2 separate regions of the Homo sapiens genome follow, and region 1 is linked to region 2. Evidence: chromatin loops called from intact Hi-C (ENCODE). Cell type or tissue: mammary epithelial cell. All regions are shown on one strand. Each heading gives the region's core, and the rest is flanking DNA. Links, peaks and the distances in the headings are about the cores only.

What was found. Hi-C counts contacts between places; a loop is a spot of excess contacts. Peaks named below come from ENCODE experiments on the same cell type or tissue, not always from the same donor. Only the 100,000 strongest peaks of a DNase experiment are listed, where the experiment ranks them.
Region 1: it touches region 2 in a loop (2.6-fold over the local background); 2 of 110 quality-filtered maps call a loop at or near these places.

The regions. Positions count from the first base shown.
Region 1 is chr3:32,274,636-32,282,974 of GRCh38, reverse strand. The region is part of intron 1 of CMTM8 (CKLF like MARVEL transmembrane domain containing 8); the gene reads right to left. Among named protein-coding and RNA genes, the nearest start is that of CMTM8, 40 kb to the right of the region's middle. In mammary epithelial cell, for the core only: no CTCF peak of the experiment used is centred there; a DNase peak (open chromatin) is centred at 4,034.
Region 2 is chr3:32,216,234-32,224,572 of GRCh38, reverse strand. No RefSeq gene overlaps it. Among named protein-coding and RNA genes, the nearest start is that of CMTM8, 18 kb to the left of the region's middle. RefSeq lists a silencer at 4,830-5,030. In mammary epithelial cell, for the core only: no CTCF peak of the experiment used is centred there; a DNase peak (open chromatin) is centred at 4,382.

The DNA of each region.
Region 1 (8,339 bases), core at 281-8,280, 58 kb before region 2:
AATACTAGGCAGGCTAAGGAGATAAGGGTTAACTTATTACACAGAATGTTCAGGGAAAGGAGGTGCTGAAATAAGACCTGGAGAAAGTGGGTTCTAGGCAGGGAGAAGAGAAAATACAAACACCTAGAGCTGGAGCATGCTTGCTGTGTCACAAAAGCAGCAAGGGGGCCAGAGCAGCTCACCCAGGAGTGGAGCGCAGGATATAAGGTCAGAGAGGTAAGGGAGGAACCCATGGGGTCTTGCAGACTGAAACTGAACAGACTGGCTCTCTCACTCCAAATGCAATGGGAAGTGGAATATCATGACACATCTTACCAGGATATCTCTGGCTGTTGTGCTGAGAGCAGACCGGTGTAGGGGGTCGGTTATAGGCAGGGAAATCAGCTAAGAGGCAATATAAAAATAATACAAGAGAGGATGTTAGTTTGGCTGAGGGTGATAATACTGCAGGTGGTAAGAATTGATAACATTCTGGGTATATATTTTTTTAATTTTTTTCTAATATCGCCAAATCACCATTCTCATAGCTAAAAATAATTAATGATAATATCCAATATCCAGTCAATATTCAAATAACCCTGATCATCTCATAATTATTTTATGGTTGCTTGGATCAATATCCAAATATGGTACATATATTGCAACTGACTTTTATCTCATAAATCTCTTTTAATCTATAGGCATCTCCTCTATTCCTTTTTCTTTAAAATTTATTTTTTGAAAAAACTGGGTCATTTGTCCCGTACACACAATCTAGATTTTGCTGACTGTGTCCTCATGGGTTCTTTTAATATGTTTCTCTGTTCTCTGTATTAACCCAAAACTGATACTTAGCCTGAGTTGCCTATGAGACATATCAGAAGAGATGGTGAGTGGGCAGATACAAATCTGGGATCCAGGGGAGAAGTCTAGGCTGGGGCTAGAAATGAGGACCTATAGAGAGAGTTGAAAGCCATGATTCTGAGGGAATGAGTGTAGACGGAAAAGAGGAATGTTCTAAGGCCTGAGCCCTGGCACTCTTGTATTTACAGTTGGGGAGATAAGGAGGCACCAGGAAAGAAGATGAGGTACACATCCAGTGAGATAAGAAAAAAAAATTAGGACAGTGACCTTTGAAGCCAAGAAAATAAGATATTTAAAGGATTGAGGGGAGGGGTCAACTGTGTCAATGTGGCCTTCAGGCTCAGTATGATAAGCACTGAAAGTTGACCATTTGGCTTGGCAAAACAGACGTCACTGGTGCCCTTGGTAAGAGCTGTTTGGGTAGACTAGTGACAAGGCTGATTGGAGAGGGTTCAGTCAGGAGCAGGTGGGATGAGAGGAATTAGGAAATAAAGACAACTCATTCAAGAAGTTTTGCTGCAAGGTGGAGCAGAGAAAAAAGGTGACAACTGTTGAAGAATGAGGGACATATCTTCTGGAGGGAAGATATGTTACAGTTTTCAAGATGGCATTCATCACAGCATATTATCTCCAGGAAATTTTAACATCTCAGATAAACTGTCTATTTAGATACTACATGTATATATGTACTTTATTCATTTAAAAAAGGTAAGATTTCCCTCCCTACCCCCAAGAACCAGTTTTTGCTCCCTTGCAAGCAACACCACCCCTTGATGAGAATGCATGTGCTAAATTAATCAAAACGTTCCAAGAGAAGAGACGAATCCAGCTGCCTGACTCTTCCAACTTTTATTAATGTAAAGAGTTCTTTTGATGGGTAAGAGAAATATTTTCAGGTACAGTGTAGCCACTAGAGAGGTGCCAGGGAAAACAGAGCTTACAGCTAAACATGTGCTCCTACACAAAATCCTGCCATGGTGGGCCTACAAGGTATCTCTACATACTAATAGTCATACACAGGAGCATCAAACCTCAGGATTGTCCCCATGCAGAGATGGGGCTTGGGGAGTTCCAGGATAACTCCCTTCAGAAATAGTTGGGTGCACTGAATTAACAGTCTACCATTTAGAGTCAGGAAGATCTGGTGTGAATCCCACTTCTGCCGCCTCCTGGTTGTGACCTTAGGTCACGATAATCTCTCTCACCCTCAGCTGCTTTATTTATAAAATGAGACAAAGGTAGTTCCAAATATAATTGTCACTTTTTTTTTTTTTTTTTTTTTTTTGCCTATTTTCTCTCGTGTTGGAGACCTACCTTTCCTTCAATGTAATTTGAGTAGGGTCGACTCCACCCCAGGTACCAGAAGTAGACAGATGACCCAGGTATGGCCAGACTACTTATGTTACCAGTGACGGGTCTTGACTGTGAGTCATCCAGGTTCTTGGCACTTTGAGCAAAGAATTGGACAAAACACACAAATGAAGCAATGAAACTACAGATTTTTGAAACGAAAGCACACTCCACAGTATGGGAGTGGGCTCAAGCATGCTGGTTATGGAATTTTCTGGGGTTTAAATACCTTCTAGAGGTTTCTCACTGGTTACTTGGTTACAGCCTATGTAAATAAAGAAGTGGCCCATGACCAGTCTGATTGATTGCAGAAGGCAACCAATCAAAGGCTGAAGTGAAGTTACAAAGTTATACCCCTATGCAAATAAAGACTAGGCCCACGACCAGTCTGATTGGTTGCAGAAGGGGACCAATCAGAGTACTTTCCATTTTCCATCTGCCACGAAGAAAAAGTGGGTGGGGGTGCAAAGGAAGTAGCTTATGATCCTTTTGTTACTTGGGCATGGAAAGTTGGGGTTTTCCTTTTAATTCCATTCTAGGAAATCAGCGTGAATCAGCCTTAGGTTCCCTGCTTCCAGACCCTATTCTCCCCCCTCACTTATGCCTGGCCACATTGACTGGACTGAGAATGGCCATGTGACCTGAGCTAGGTCAATCAGGGACTTCCTCCTGATTGGTGGCCACTACGAAGTGCTTGGTTACCACTATGAAGCAATAGATTTATGGTTTCTTAAAAAAATCACTAATTATATTGACAGTGGGGTGTTAAAGTCTCCCATTATTAATAACAGACACTTCTCAAAAGAAGACATTTATGCAGCCAAAAAACACATGAAAAAATGCTCATCATCACTGGCCATCAGAGAAATGCAAATCAAAACCACTATGAGATATCATCTCACACCAGTTAGAATGGCAATCATTAAAAAGTCAGGAAGCAACAGGTGCTGGAGAGGATGTGGAGAAATAGGAACACTTTTACACTGTTGGTGGGACTGTAAACTAGTTCAACCATTGTGGAAGTCAGTGTGGCGATTCCTCAGGGATCTAGAACTAGAAATACCATTTGACCCAGCCATCCCATTACTGGGTATATACCCAAATGACTATAAATCATGCTGCTATAAAGACACATGCACACGTATGTTTATTGCGGCATTATTCACAATAGCAAAGACTTGGAACCAACCCAAATGTCCAACAATGATAGACTGGATTAAGAAAATGTGGCACATATACACCATGGAATACTATGCAGCCAGAAAAAATGATGAGTTCATGTCCTTTGTAGGGACATGGATGAAATTGGAAACCATCATTCTCAGTAAACTATCGCAAGAACAAAAAACCAAACACCGCATATTCTCACTCATAGGTGGGAATTGAACAATGAGATCACAAGGACACAGGAAGGGGAATATCACACTCTGGGGACGGTGGTGGGGTCGGGGGAGGGGGGAGGGATAGCAGTGGGAGATATACCTAATGATAGATGACACGTTGGTGGGTGCAGCGCACCAGCATGGCACATGTATACATATGTAACTAACCTGCACAATGTGCACATGTACCCTAAAACTTAAAGTATAATAAAAAAAAAATTAAAAAAAAAAATCACTAATTATAAGAAAAATACAGAACCGTGGGTGGCATCTTTGTCATCATCATGCAGAGAAACTCTTTCTAAGAATGAAGCTTATTCAGAAGAAAGCACAGCCAAGACACTGAGAAGAGAGACTGAGTCCTGCTATCTATTGAACTCCTGGTTCCAGCCATACCTGAGGCTTGACACATAGCTCAGCTTGTCAGATACACGAGCCAGTAAGTGCTCCTCCTTTTTGTTGTCATGGAAGCCAATTTAGCCACGTTTCCATCATCTACAGCTGTACAGGCTGTGACTAATACACTATTTCACTGTTAGATATTAAAAATGCTTTTAAGTTCTAGGAAGTGTCTTTCACTGAATGAACACTCAGTAAACAGGACTGACCCTTAGTCTGTTATGTACCCAGTGCTGTTCTGGGCATCAAGTATATAAAGGTAAGTAAACTAAAAGGTATTATGTAAAATTGGCAGCTTATATATTAGGATGGTTAACAGAGATAACTCAATTTGGGAAGGGAAGCATGGGGCTGCGTTATCCTGAGAAGGAGTTTGCCAGGCCTGAAAGGGAGGCCAGGTAATTCTAAACAGAGGCGGCAACAAATATAAAAGCATGGAGGTGTGTTGAAAGAGATGATCAGGGCACAGCTGAGAATGCAAACTCAAATGCCTACAGGGACCAAGCAGGTAACATAAATGAGTGAAACACATCAGTTACAAGAAAATAAATGACAATGACTCTTGACCTCAATTACGGGAAGACTGGAGAGAGCTGAGAATAGCAGCAAATAGGTGACTGCAAGGCCCCTCACAGCACAGAATATAGTTTGTCCATACCATCCGCTCTCACATTCTGCCTTTAGTAAGAAGTGGGTTTTAACTATTCACATGGCCACGTAGATGAGGACCACATTTCCCCAGCTTCATCTGCAGTCAGATGTGGCCATGCTGTACATTCTGACCAACAGGATGCCAGAGGAAATGATACATGTAACTTCCAGGTTGGATCTTGAAGAAAGGGATCCTCTACTTCTCCATCCTACTGAAGGCTGGAGCAGACAGGATGGTGGGAAATGAAGCAGTATCTTGGATCAGAAGATGGAACCCACTGCAGAGAACAGGGAAAACCGACAGAAGTGGGCAGCGTCTCTGACACCACGGAGCTATCATGTCTGCCCTGGGCAATTAGTGCTTTGACTGTCATGACAGAAAAACAAGTTTCCACCTTGTTTAAGCCACTTGTTTTGGTCTTTGTCACAACAGTCAAACATGCATCTTGACCAACACTCTTACATGCAGAGGGCAGCCACTTCTTGGCTCCAAAGGATTACTGCCATGAGGAACTATGGGCTCAGTATTGTGCATTTGTCCAATTTTCCAAGAGATCATGGAAATCTAGATTTTCTTATAATATCTGATATTTACTTACTGGCAACTAATTCTGATTTTCAACACTGTATAGGCCAACACAACTGGTCTGGGGCCCAGTATCATTTCTGGTCCACAGGCCTCTCCAAAATAAAGACTTCATTGGAACAAGTAACATAACTTCGGGTAATAGAGTCCTTTGAGTTTGGACAACACAACACAGTTCCCGCAAACTCTCATCACCCTCAAATGCAGTCCCACTCCCTGGAGAATAAGCCAGATGTGGTGGCACACACCTGTAATACCAGCTACTTGGGAGGTTGAGGCAGGAGGATCACCTGAGCCCAGGAGTTTGAGTCTAGCCTGGGTAACATAGTGAGACTCTGTCTCAACAAAAAAAGAAAAAAAAAAGGAAAATAAAAAAAGAAAGAAAGACAAAGGGAGAATCCTTGGAAAATGGACAGACAAAACCTCTAAGTCAGCAGCAGCAACCACCGTGGGGCCTTACTTGCCCACAGCCTCACCATGTAGGGCCTCCCTGGACACCAGTAGCCTTTATCAGGATTAAACTCTGTTCCTTTCTCTTCTCCCTTTCTCTCCTTTTCAAGACTAAATAATTTCTCAGGGCTGGGAGTGTTGGAGCATACCTGTAGCTCCAGCTACGTGGAAGGCTGAGGTGGGAGGATTACTTGAGCCCAGGAGCTCAAGACTGGCCTGGGCAACATGGTGAGACCCCAATCTCTACAAAAAAAATAGTAACTTAGCCGGGGATGGTGGGATGTGCCTGTAGTCCCAGCTTATTGGGAGGTCGAGGCAAGAGGATTCCTTGAGCCAAGTTCAAGGATGCAGGGCACTATGATTGTGCCGCTGCACTCTAGCCTGGGTGACAGAGTGAGACCCCATCTCAAAAAAAAAAAATTTCTCAGGAGACAGGGCTAGATATTAGAATCATGAAGCAAGAAAACAGCAGGTGAAAAAGGCATCCCTCAGTTTGATATGGAAGGTCTGGCAGCCTCACCAAACAAGTTCATCCAGACAAACAGCTTCATGAAGGAGGAGTGGGAGGTGGCATAAAGGAAGACACAGAAGGTGCAACATCCAAAGCTCATTTTGTGGGAACCATTGACGACACGGGTTACAAGAAAACAACCAAAGTGGCATCAGCATTGCCTGGGGCCCCAGCTAATACTCCCCTCCAAAGAACAAAGATCTTGTGTGGCGCAATTTCAGCTGAGCCCAGCTTTCTCCTCTGGATTCAGATAAAGCACCCATGCAAAGGTCCATGGCTAGCCACAGGCAATTACTCTAATTGCCAGCCAAGCAGTGCCAGCATGAAGGTATTTCTCATACAAGTTCAAACCACTTGCTATCCTCTCAAGTCAAAATAAACATCAAGGAAATATCCACGGCATTGCTGTTGCACAATGAGAATAAAAACAATCATGTTACAGGAAAAGAAGTTCCTGTTTATAAGGCCCACTGCCCTCTAGGGAGCTGCTTCTGGTTTGGTGAGAAGTCTTTTCTCTGCACCCCCTCACTGAATTAAGATACACAGTTTGGAGGTAGGAGCTGGAGAGAGTTTCCCTGAACAACAGAAGGAGAAGGATTTGGAGAGGAGGAGGACGAGTAACCCAGGAGGGAAGGGAGACAAAACAGAAGGGGAGAAGAATGGAATAGGAGGTCGGTCTGCATTCTCTAAAAGCCTCTGTACCCGTCATTGGTCAACATCTAAAACCAACCCACCACTGGGACCAGTGAGCTTCTTACGGACACCAGAGATGGATGACAGCAAAGGATAAAGGAGGTGGGTGAGATGGCAGAAAAGGGCAAGAGAATACGGGCTCTTTGGGAATTAACTGAAGTACATACGAGTGGTAACTCACACCTGTGATCCCAGACTTTGGGAGGCTGAGTCAGGCAGATCACTTGAGGCCAGGAGTTTAAGACCAGCCTGGCCAACATAGCGAAACCCCATCTCTCCTAAAAATACAAAAATTAGCCAGGCATGGTGATGCACACCTGTAATCCCAGTTACTCTGGAGGCTGAGGCGTGAGAATTGCTTGAGCCCTGGAGGTGGAGGTTGCAGTGAGCTGTGGTCACACTATCACACTCCAGCCTGGGTGACACAGCAAGACTCTGTCCCCAAAAAAAAAAAAAAAAAAAAAAGGAAGTACATGGGGGGCCTTTGTGCTCCTCACACAGATTCTGAGCGATTTCACCAATACCTTTGAGGGACAGAGCGGCCCCCATGCCATTTGGATACTATCATCTCCCCCAGAACAAGGGTTATGAGTTCTTACAATGCGCCAGTGCTAAACAATTTACATGAATTTGCATTTGATTCTTTCAATAATCTTAAGAAGTGGGTATTATTAGACATATTTTACAGATGCTTTAACATGTTAAATATTTCACTTAAGATCACAGAGCTAATAGCAGCAGGGCCAAGACTCAAAGCCAAGTCTGTTTGTCTCCAAATTCTGTGTCATTCTGCTCAGAAAAAGATCACATTTAGCTTGCAGAAAAGCAGCACTTTGGGAGGCCAAGATGGGTAGACTGCTTGAGCTCAGGAGTTCGAGACCAGCCTGAGTAACATGGCAAAACCCTGTCTCCACAAAAAAAAAAACCAAACACCCAAGTTAGCCAGGTGTGGTGGTGCACACCTGTAGTCCCAGCTACTTGGGAGGCTGAGGTGGGAGGACTGCTTGAGCCTTGGGAGGTTGAGGCTGCAGTGAGCCATGATTGCACCACTGCATTCAAGCCAGGGCGACTGAGTGAGACTCTGTCTTTTAAAAAAGAAAAGTGATTATAGTTTTATTCACTAATCACAATATACACTGACATCCCAAGCCCCTTGATGTATGGTACTAAGAAGGACAAACATCACTTCAGTGGGATTTCTGCCAACAACACATAACCTGAATCTACTCATGAGGAAACACCACACACACATAATTTGCAGAGCATTCCCCAAACAGCTCACTTGGATTCTTCAAAATTGTCAAGGTCATGAAAGACAAAGACTGAGTATTCTAGACTAAAGGACACTAAAGAAGACATGATGACTATATGTAATATGTGATCTTGTGCTCTATCTTGGACAGGGAAAAAGAATATAAGGAACATTATTAGGACAATTTGGTAAAATTTGAGAATGATAGTTACACTGTGGTTA
Region 2 (8,339 bases), core at 86-8,085:
AGCCTGGACTTTTCTCTCTCTTCCAAGCCACTTTTTGAAGGCAGGGAAAGGAAAAAATAAATATTAGGCTTCCTGATGCTCACCTTGGTGTCCACAGCACAGAATGCTATTTGTTATTGATTCGATGTCTCAACCTGGGGAAGTCTTCCATTTTGCTTAAGGTCTCAGCCTTCTGGGCTGCTCAATTTATGCTTTGCCCCTGCTGTGAGCAACTAAACTAAAAAGCTCTCCAGAACCCGTCAAAACCAGTTCAGGTTTAGCTAGATAGCATCAGAGGGAAGTAATTGAAAGCTACTGCAGAACAATTGTCCTTTTATGTCAAGGCAGCTTTCACGGAGGGAGGGGACCCCTTTGCTTTATTATTCTCAAAATTAGCCTCACAGGAAAGGGTCTGTGCTCTCTCCCTGAATGTCAATCATCACCCCAGTCCAGGGCTTTTCAATGTCACCTCTCAATTTCCCCCACTCCTTTTTCTTTTCTTGAGTAATAAGAATCACGTTTCCTAAAATTGATCGAGGGAGATGTTGAAACTCAAAACCAGAGAACTTAAAATCTGTGGGAGGTAGGAGGCTTTTCAGCAAACAGTGACTGGTGAAATATGGCAGAGTCAGACATAGAAGACTGAACCAACCAGGACCTTGGTCATCTCCCCAAATCTAGGGAGCCACCAAATCAAACAACAGCCACCTGGAACTACGAACACATGCCACGGTTCCTCAGAGCCTCCTAAACCACATCTTGAAGTTGAAAGATGAGTTCATGTATGAAAAGAGGGATTTGATAGCCATTGAGATTTCTTCCTCAACATCTATCAACCCCTCCACTATGGGGGCCATCATGGAAGAATGAGTTTGATCCCACCCCCAGCTCCTGGCTGGACCATGATTGGTTCAGGACAGTTGGGGGCTATCCCACTTCCCTTTGCCATCGTGATTGGTATGGAGAAAGCTGGTCTGAGGACCAAGCCAATATGTTGGGGAAAGATAGAAAAAATGGAGATGCAGCCCTCAACGATAACTCTCAATGCTCAGGAGTCAGTGTCTACATACCCTAGCTTCATTATCCTGGAGTGAGATAATTCTGAGCCATGTGTTGTACATGATTTCCCAGAGCTTCCCTGGGGGTTAACCTCCAGGTGCCCAGTGTCTGTAAGTAATTTAGCAATGCCCCCTCTATTGGCTGCCTTCTCTACTCCTCATTACTTCACAGTTCTCTTCCCATACTCCCTTCAGATCCCCAAATAAGTGACTTATGCTCAAATCCTTGATGCAGGTCTGCTTCTAGGGGAAGTCTAAACAAAGACAGTTTTGTTGCAGTTGAATTTTTAGACTAAATGTGTGGCTTTCTCTTTGTGGATGCCAGGATGTTTGCTGGCCCTTTGCCTGTCTCACCCTTTCTCCCTGGTGTCTGCCAGACAAACTCCTACTCGTGCTTCAAGACCCAATTCAAGCCTGTCCTTCTCTGTGGGTTCTTCCTAGGTCACCTAAGAAAAGTTAGTCATGGCATCCCTTAGATCTTCACTGAACGATGCACAACACTTCAGTTTTGAAGTGATCTTATTAGAGTTAGGTGTTTACCTGGTGATGTTTCTTCTGGTCTACGGGCCTTAAGAACAGATACCTCTGTTCCCCTAGCACAGGGGCTAGCACAGAGCTTATCACACAGCTGACACGGAACAAATGTTGGTTGAGTGGATAAAAGAATAATCTAAATAACTAGAGACCTGACTCGAGTCTAATTAGAGATTGACATCCAACTCTCTAGAATTCAGAGGTTAGACTTCCTGCCTTTTGAAACTGTCACTCTAAAGCAGAGGCTCTTAACTTGCATGGACACACGAAATCTGGGGACTCCCAGAAATTGTCTGCAAAACAAGGCCTGTGCAAGTATTGATCTGAGCAGAAGGTCTCTGCTGTCATCAGATTTTTAAGGAAGTCTGTGATTCAATTCATTCAATGACATTTGATAACTATTACAGGCCTATTACACACTAAATATTGTTCTAGGTACTGAGGATAAAGCAGTGAAAAAAAAACAGACAAAATCCCATCCATACAAAGGGGGAGACAGAGAATAAATCATAAATAAAGATGAGTGCCATGTAGAAAGACACAACTCAATAAGGAGGAAAGGTTAAAGGAGGCCTGTGCTGTTTATCTGGGATGGCCAAGAAAGGCCTCTCGGCAGTGGCAGTAGGCAAGGGGGCAGGAGGCAGGGAGACCAGTGAGGAGGTGACTGCAATAATCTAGACAAGCGGTGATGGTAGCTTGATTCTCGTGGTCACAGGGGAGGAAATAAGAAGTGGTTACATTCTGGGTATATTTTCAAGATAGAGTCAACAGGATTTGCTGATGGATTGGATGGGGATATGAAAGAAAGGATTGGTAATGACTCCAAAGTTTTTGGTCTGAACATCAGGATGAATGGAATTGCCATTAACTGAGATGGGAAGTCAGTCTGTAGGCAGGCAGTAAAGGGCACTTTAATCACTGTCCCAGAGAGACTTCACAACTGGTGACAAACATCTCTCTTTCCCCAGCTGTTTTCCCCAGCTGTTTCCTGTCTTTTGTGAACCCCAGAAAGATACAACCAACAAACAGTTTTTTCCAAGACCTTCCTGAAGCTGAGGCTTCAGAAGCTAGGCCACATGTAGGTATCCCACTCAACTGTCCCAGTAGAGCCCAGGCTTCCAGCCATCTCCACCAAGGTGCCAGGCATGCGTGACACCATGTTGGATTCTCACAGCCAATCCATCCGCCAGCTGTGCAACCTCAGCTGACACCACAAGGATCACATAAATGATCCAGCCAAGTCCTGCTTAAGTCCAGCTTCTGGTGGTGGCTGCTGGAGTCTAGCTCTACAGCCTGTGGGAGAGGTATTTGTTTTCATAATTAATTATCTTGGGACCAGCCTGACCCAGACAAAAGCATGAGAGAGACATTGCTTCTCCTTAGCATTCTGCAGACTTTTCATCCAGGTTCTGTCTCGCCCATCAAAAGGAACATGTGTCAGTCAAAGCAGCGGAGATTGCCTGCTCAAAAAGATCCAGGCTATAGCCCTAACTATCAGCTGGCCAGTGCTAGGCAAGTTATTTAATTTCTTCTCCCCTGGTTTCCTAATCTGGAAATAACAATGATTGTCATAAAGATTACAGGAAATGAAGGCGTGTGTTCCATTACACTTGCTGCATGACAAACTACCCCAACAGGTAATGACTTAAGACAACCACCATTTTATTAAATCTCATAGATCCTGTGGGTCAGGAATTTGAGCAGGACTTGGCTGGATCATTTATGTGATCCTTGTGGTGTCAGCTGAGGTTGCACAGCTGGTGGATGGATTGGCTGCGAGAATCCAAGATGGTGTCATGCATGCTTGGCACCTTGGTGGAGTTGGCTGGAAGCCTGGGCTCTACTGGGACAGTTGAGTGGGGTACCTACATGTGGCCTATCTGGAATGACAATCTTAGTTGACTTTTTTTTTTTTTTGAGATGGAGTTTCACTCTTGTTGCCCAGGCTGGAGTGTAATGGCGCACTCTCGGCTCACTGCAACCTCTGCCTCCTGGGTTCAAGCGATTCTCCTGCCTCAGCCTCCCAAGTAGCTAGGATTACAGGCATGCGCCACCATGCCCAGCTAATTTTGCGTTTTTAGTAGAGACAGGGTTTCTCCATGTTGGTCAGGCTGGTCTCGAACTCCCAACCTCAGGTGATCCACCCACCTCTGGCTCCCAAAGTGCTGGGAATATAGGCGTGAGCCACTGCACCCAGCCCTTAGTTGACTTCTTACATGGCAGCTGGGTTATCCTAGAGCAAGCATCCCAAGAGAACCATGTAGAAGCTGTACGGCCTTTTCTGACCTAGCCTGGGGAGTCAGATGGCATAATTTTCTTCACATCCTTTTAGTTGCAAGTGAGTTGTAAAGCCAGCCCAGACTAAAGAGTATGGGAATTAGACCCCAGCTCTCATTAGAAGAGTGACAATATCAGATTGTACAAGAGCATATGGGACGGGAGATAATGTTGTCGTGTCTTTAGAAGTGTTAAATGAAATGAGGAAAATAAAGCACCTGGCATAGCCGCAGGCTCATAGTATGTCTTTCAGTGGTGGCATTTCCTCTCCCTTGACCTTTTTGTCCTTGTCACTTAAGCCCCTTCTGCTTCCCAGCAGGGTTTTGCCTTAAGTCTTGCCCTATGGAGGAGAGACAGGTAATTGTTCATACTCATCTTATGCTATTTGCGTACTGCCAAAAGCAGTGATTCCTTCCAAACCCACAGGAATCAAACTTTAATTGTTAGAAGAGATGTTTTTGAAAAGTGGTTTAACTGGAGCCTCTGAATCACAGCCCAAGCTACTTGCTATAGTCAAGACCAGTGTTTACAGGAGAGAGCCCTAGACTTGGGTTCAGGAGGTCAGAATTACTAGCTATTTGGCTTTAGGCAAGTTACTTAAGTTTCAGAGCTGCTTTAGTTTCCTTAACTGTACAACAGGGATAGAAATACCAGCATAAGTTTCACAAATCAAGCAATTGATTTGTGAAGTGTAAAAGACTATACAAATCTCAGGTGCTGGATTATATTTTTTAGGTCATTCCCAATGAAATGGTGGCTAAACTGAGGCATTGACTAGGGTCAAATTTGTGTTTCACTCTGATGGTTTTTAAACATGGCTGCAAATTCTTTGACCCTCCCCCCATCAAGATGTGAAGTCTATGTCCTGTCATGTATATTGTACCCTTGAATGTGGGCGGGCGGAAGTGATACTATGTGACTTCAGCTAGATCATAAACGGAGATGCTGTTTTTACCTTATTCACTGGAATAGTTACTCCTGAAGCCCTGAGCTACCACATAGGAAGTCTAACTACTCTGAGGGCCTCCATGCTGTGAGGAAGCCCAAGCTACATGAAGAGGTCATATGCAGACACTCTGGTTGGCTGTCCTAGTGAAGCCCAGATGGTCAAGTCATCTCAGCCCGAGTGCCAAACATATGAATAAGAATGCCTTCAGATTATTCTAGCCACCAGCTACCCAAGTCTTCCCAGCTGATAGCAAGACATTATAGAGCAAAGACCAGCCAGTTCTCTGGAGCCCTTGTCTGAATTCCTGACCATTAGAATCCCTGAGCACAAAAAAATGGTGGTTGTTTTACACGAGCAAGTTTTGGAGTGGTTTACTACACAGCAGCAGATAACCAGAACAGCCACTATTAGCATTTTTTGCCTTGTGCATGCTACTTACACATTCAGATCCCCTGTCTGAAAAATGGGGATGTAATAATAGTACTCACTGTCTAACTGGGTTTTTGTGAGCATTGGATAAGTTAAGAGACTTGTGTCTGGCATAGTAAATGCCCAAGGAATACTTTTACTGTTGTTCTTACTGACATTCAGTTACTTAAGGCTATGATCTTGTAGAGCTGTTTGAGAATGAACACTGTCAGTTTTCAGGTGGGATCATTTTAAGCAGCTTCACATCTAACATTAATGCCTCTCCTGGAGGCCCTGCTCCTCACCTGTCACAGGTGTGTTACATCTGCTGGCTTGGGGACTCAGTGATGGTGCCCTTGGGAAGTTTAGGCTTCAGGGGAGGGGCTTGTGGCAGATGTGCAATCTACTCCTTTTCCCTCTCCCTACTGAAAGCCCAGCTGGCTCACTTTAACTATCAGTAGAGAAAGCAATTTTCCAAATTTCCTTTCTCCCTAATTCTCACAACGTCCTAGTTATTAAGATGTCTGTATCAGTCAAGGACCCTCCCAGAAACGGATGGTACCCTCATATTGGGTGATCTGGGAAGGGTTTAATAAAAGAACTATTTGGGAAGTTATGGAAAGGGTGGAAAACCACATGGGGCGGGAGGTGTGCAGTGGCCCAGAGATTTTGCTCCTAGGTCTGGAGGGGAGAGGACACAGAGAGGCTGTGTGGTGGCACTACTAATAGATACTGTCTTACAAAAGGTGAAGCAGCCTCACTTGCAAGGAGGAAGTTGGAAGAATAAACTCCCCGACCTCCAATTTCCTGCTGAGGCCCCCACTGGCCAAAGAGGGCTGTCTGGTACCCAGAGCAGGATGGGAAAGCATAGAGAGGAGATCTGCAGGAGCAAAGGGAGCTCAGCCAGCCCAAAGTCATCATCCTGATTTAATTTACAGAGGAAAAACCGTGAAGGTTCAAACAGGTTAAGTACCTTTCCCAAGGATATAAGGAAATGGATGCCACTTCCTGGAGGGATGGCCCAGTCATTTTCCTTATGAGTAGGTATTTGAATCCAAGTTCCCTGATATTATTGCAAGATGTGGGTGGTGGTGGTGGTGGTGGAGGAAGTGGAATATGACCAAAATACATTTGAATTGGAATCTTTTAAAATTATTTATATCAAGTGGCTTCATTGGGAGAAAGATTCTCTCACTAAGCTGGGCTAATGGCCGCAGGCTGTGAGGAGAGCGAGTGATTAAGGTAACTCCTTCTGAACCCTAGGAATCATCATCTTGAATGGAAAGACATCTAATGTTTTTTTCCTTTTTTCCACTGGGTTTTCAATGTGACTTCAACTCAGTTCTTCCTTTTCTCTTACATTTCAGCGAAGTCTGGGTTCTAATGAAGACTGAGCTGAGAAGTATTTGCTTCCCATGCTAGTAAGCAGGCAATATTTGTGTTATCTAAGAAGTGTATACCAGCCGGGCGCGGTGGCTCATGCCTGTAATCCCAGCACTTTGGGAGGCAGAGGAGGGTGAATCACTTGGGGCCAGGAGTTCAAGACCAGCCAGGGCAACATGGCAAAACCCCGTTTCTTCTAAAAACATATTTAGCTGGGTGTGGTGGCGTGTGCCTGTAATCCCAGCTACTTGGGTGGCTGAGGCATGAGAATCAGTTGAACCCTGGAGGCGGAGGTTGGTGAGCTGAGATTGCACCACTGCACTCCATCCTGGGTGACAGAGCAAGACTGTCAAAAAAAAAAAAAAAAAAAAGCTGTGTAACATAGGCTAATGCAAGAGAGATTTGGGCTGATTTCAGGCATGAACAAAGTTGACTTTTCACTGAATCTCTCTGAGCCTTATCTAGGAGGCTGGAGTGTGGCCAGAAGGACAGATTCTGAAGCCAGACTACCTGGCTTTGAATACCAGCTCTGCCATTTCTAGCTATGTGACCATCAGCAGTGGACTTAACCTCTCTGTGCCTTGGATTCCTTATCAGGAAACCAGGAATTGTAATAAGAGCGCCTGCCTTCTAGTGCTCTTGTCAGAATTACACTGCTAAATATTGTAAAGCACCAAGAGCAGCCAATGCTTGCCGCCAAGTAGCAATAACTATTAGCAATTTTGATCTCATAGTATGGTTGTGAGTACCCAATGAGTTTATAACCTGTAAAGTACTCAGCATAGTTCTTGAGACATAGAAATGTTAGGATTTGTTTTTACTTGTCATTCATTTATGCAACAAGTATTTATTGAACACATAGTAAGAAGCAGACTTACTGTGAAACTAATTTTGCTTAATCTATAAGCCCCTCAATTGCACAGCCCCTTCCAAAGGCCCTAGAAGGACCCCTAAGAATGTCTTTATATTTTTTTGCCTAATTATATATTCTCTTTCTTAAAGGATACTCTCAAAACTGCAAAACTTTCTGACCCTATAAAACCTGGGTCTGCCTTCTTAAAGTTTATTATTAGGAGTAGTAATTATTATTTGGGTGAAAATCATAATTATTTGTTGGAAAATTAGGTGTTGTTATAGGTGACTTACGAGGTCTTATTTTATTACCCTGAATCTTTATGCATTTAAATATCCCAAAGAAAGCCAGCCGTGGTAGACTCAGAGGCCAGCGGCAGAGCCCTGTGTATTCAAACGGGGATGACAGCATTTCCTCCTTTTTCACCTCCTGCTTCCCCTTTGACACATTGTCATCATGGTTGTCCCATCTTGTTAAGCCTGAAAGCTTATATGAAACAAAATGGTTTGCATCAGCTGCTCCCTCTGATGCATTATCTCAAGGCTATGGACTGGGCTAGGATACTTTTGGTAGGGAGGAGGCTTAGAGAGCGTGGAACCCCAGACCTTCGATTCACAGATACAAGAAAAACCTGGATAGATGAGTGCTCAAAGTTAGGACCTAAGCCCAGCAACTCCTTTCCCTACAGACAAGCAATGATCCATATTTGTCCAAATACCACGTAATGGGTGTCCAGATGTTTTTTCACAATGTACCGACTGTTCAGGTATCTGCTGCACACACGCAAATGTCATTTCCAGCCAGCCCCGGTGGAATGGGCTGTTTGGATGGCAAATAAGACTTTGCTCCCTCTGAAAGCCTCTGTACACAGAATGTGTGCAGCCCATCTGACCCTAGG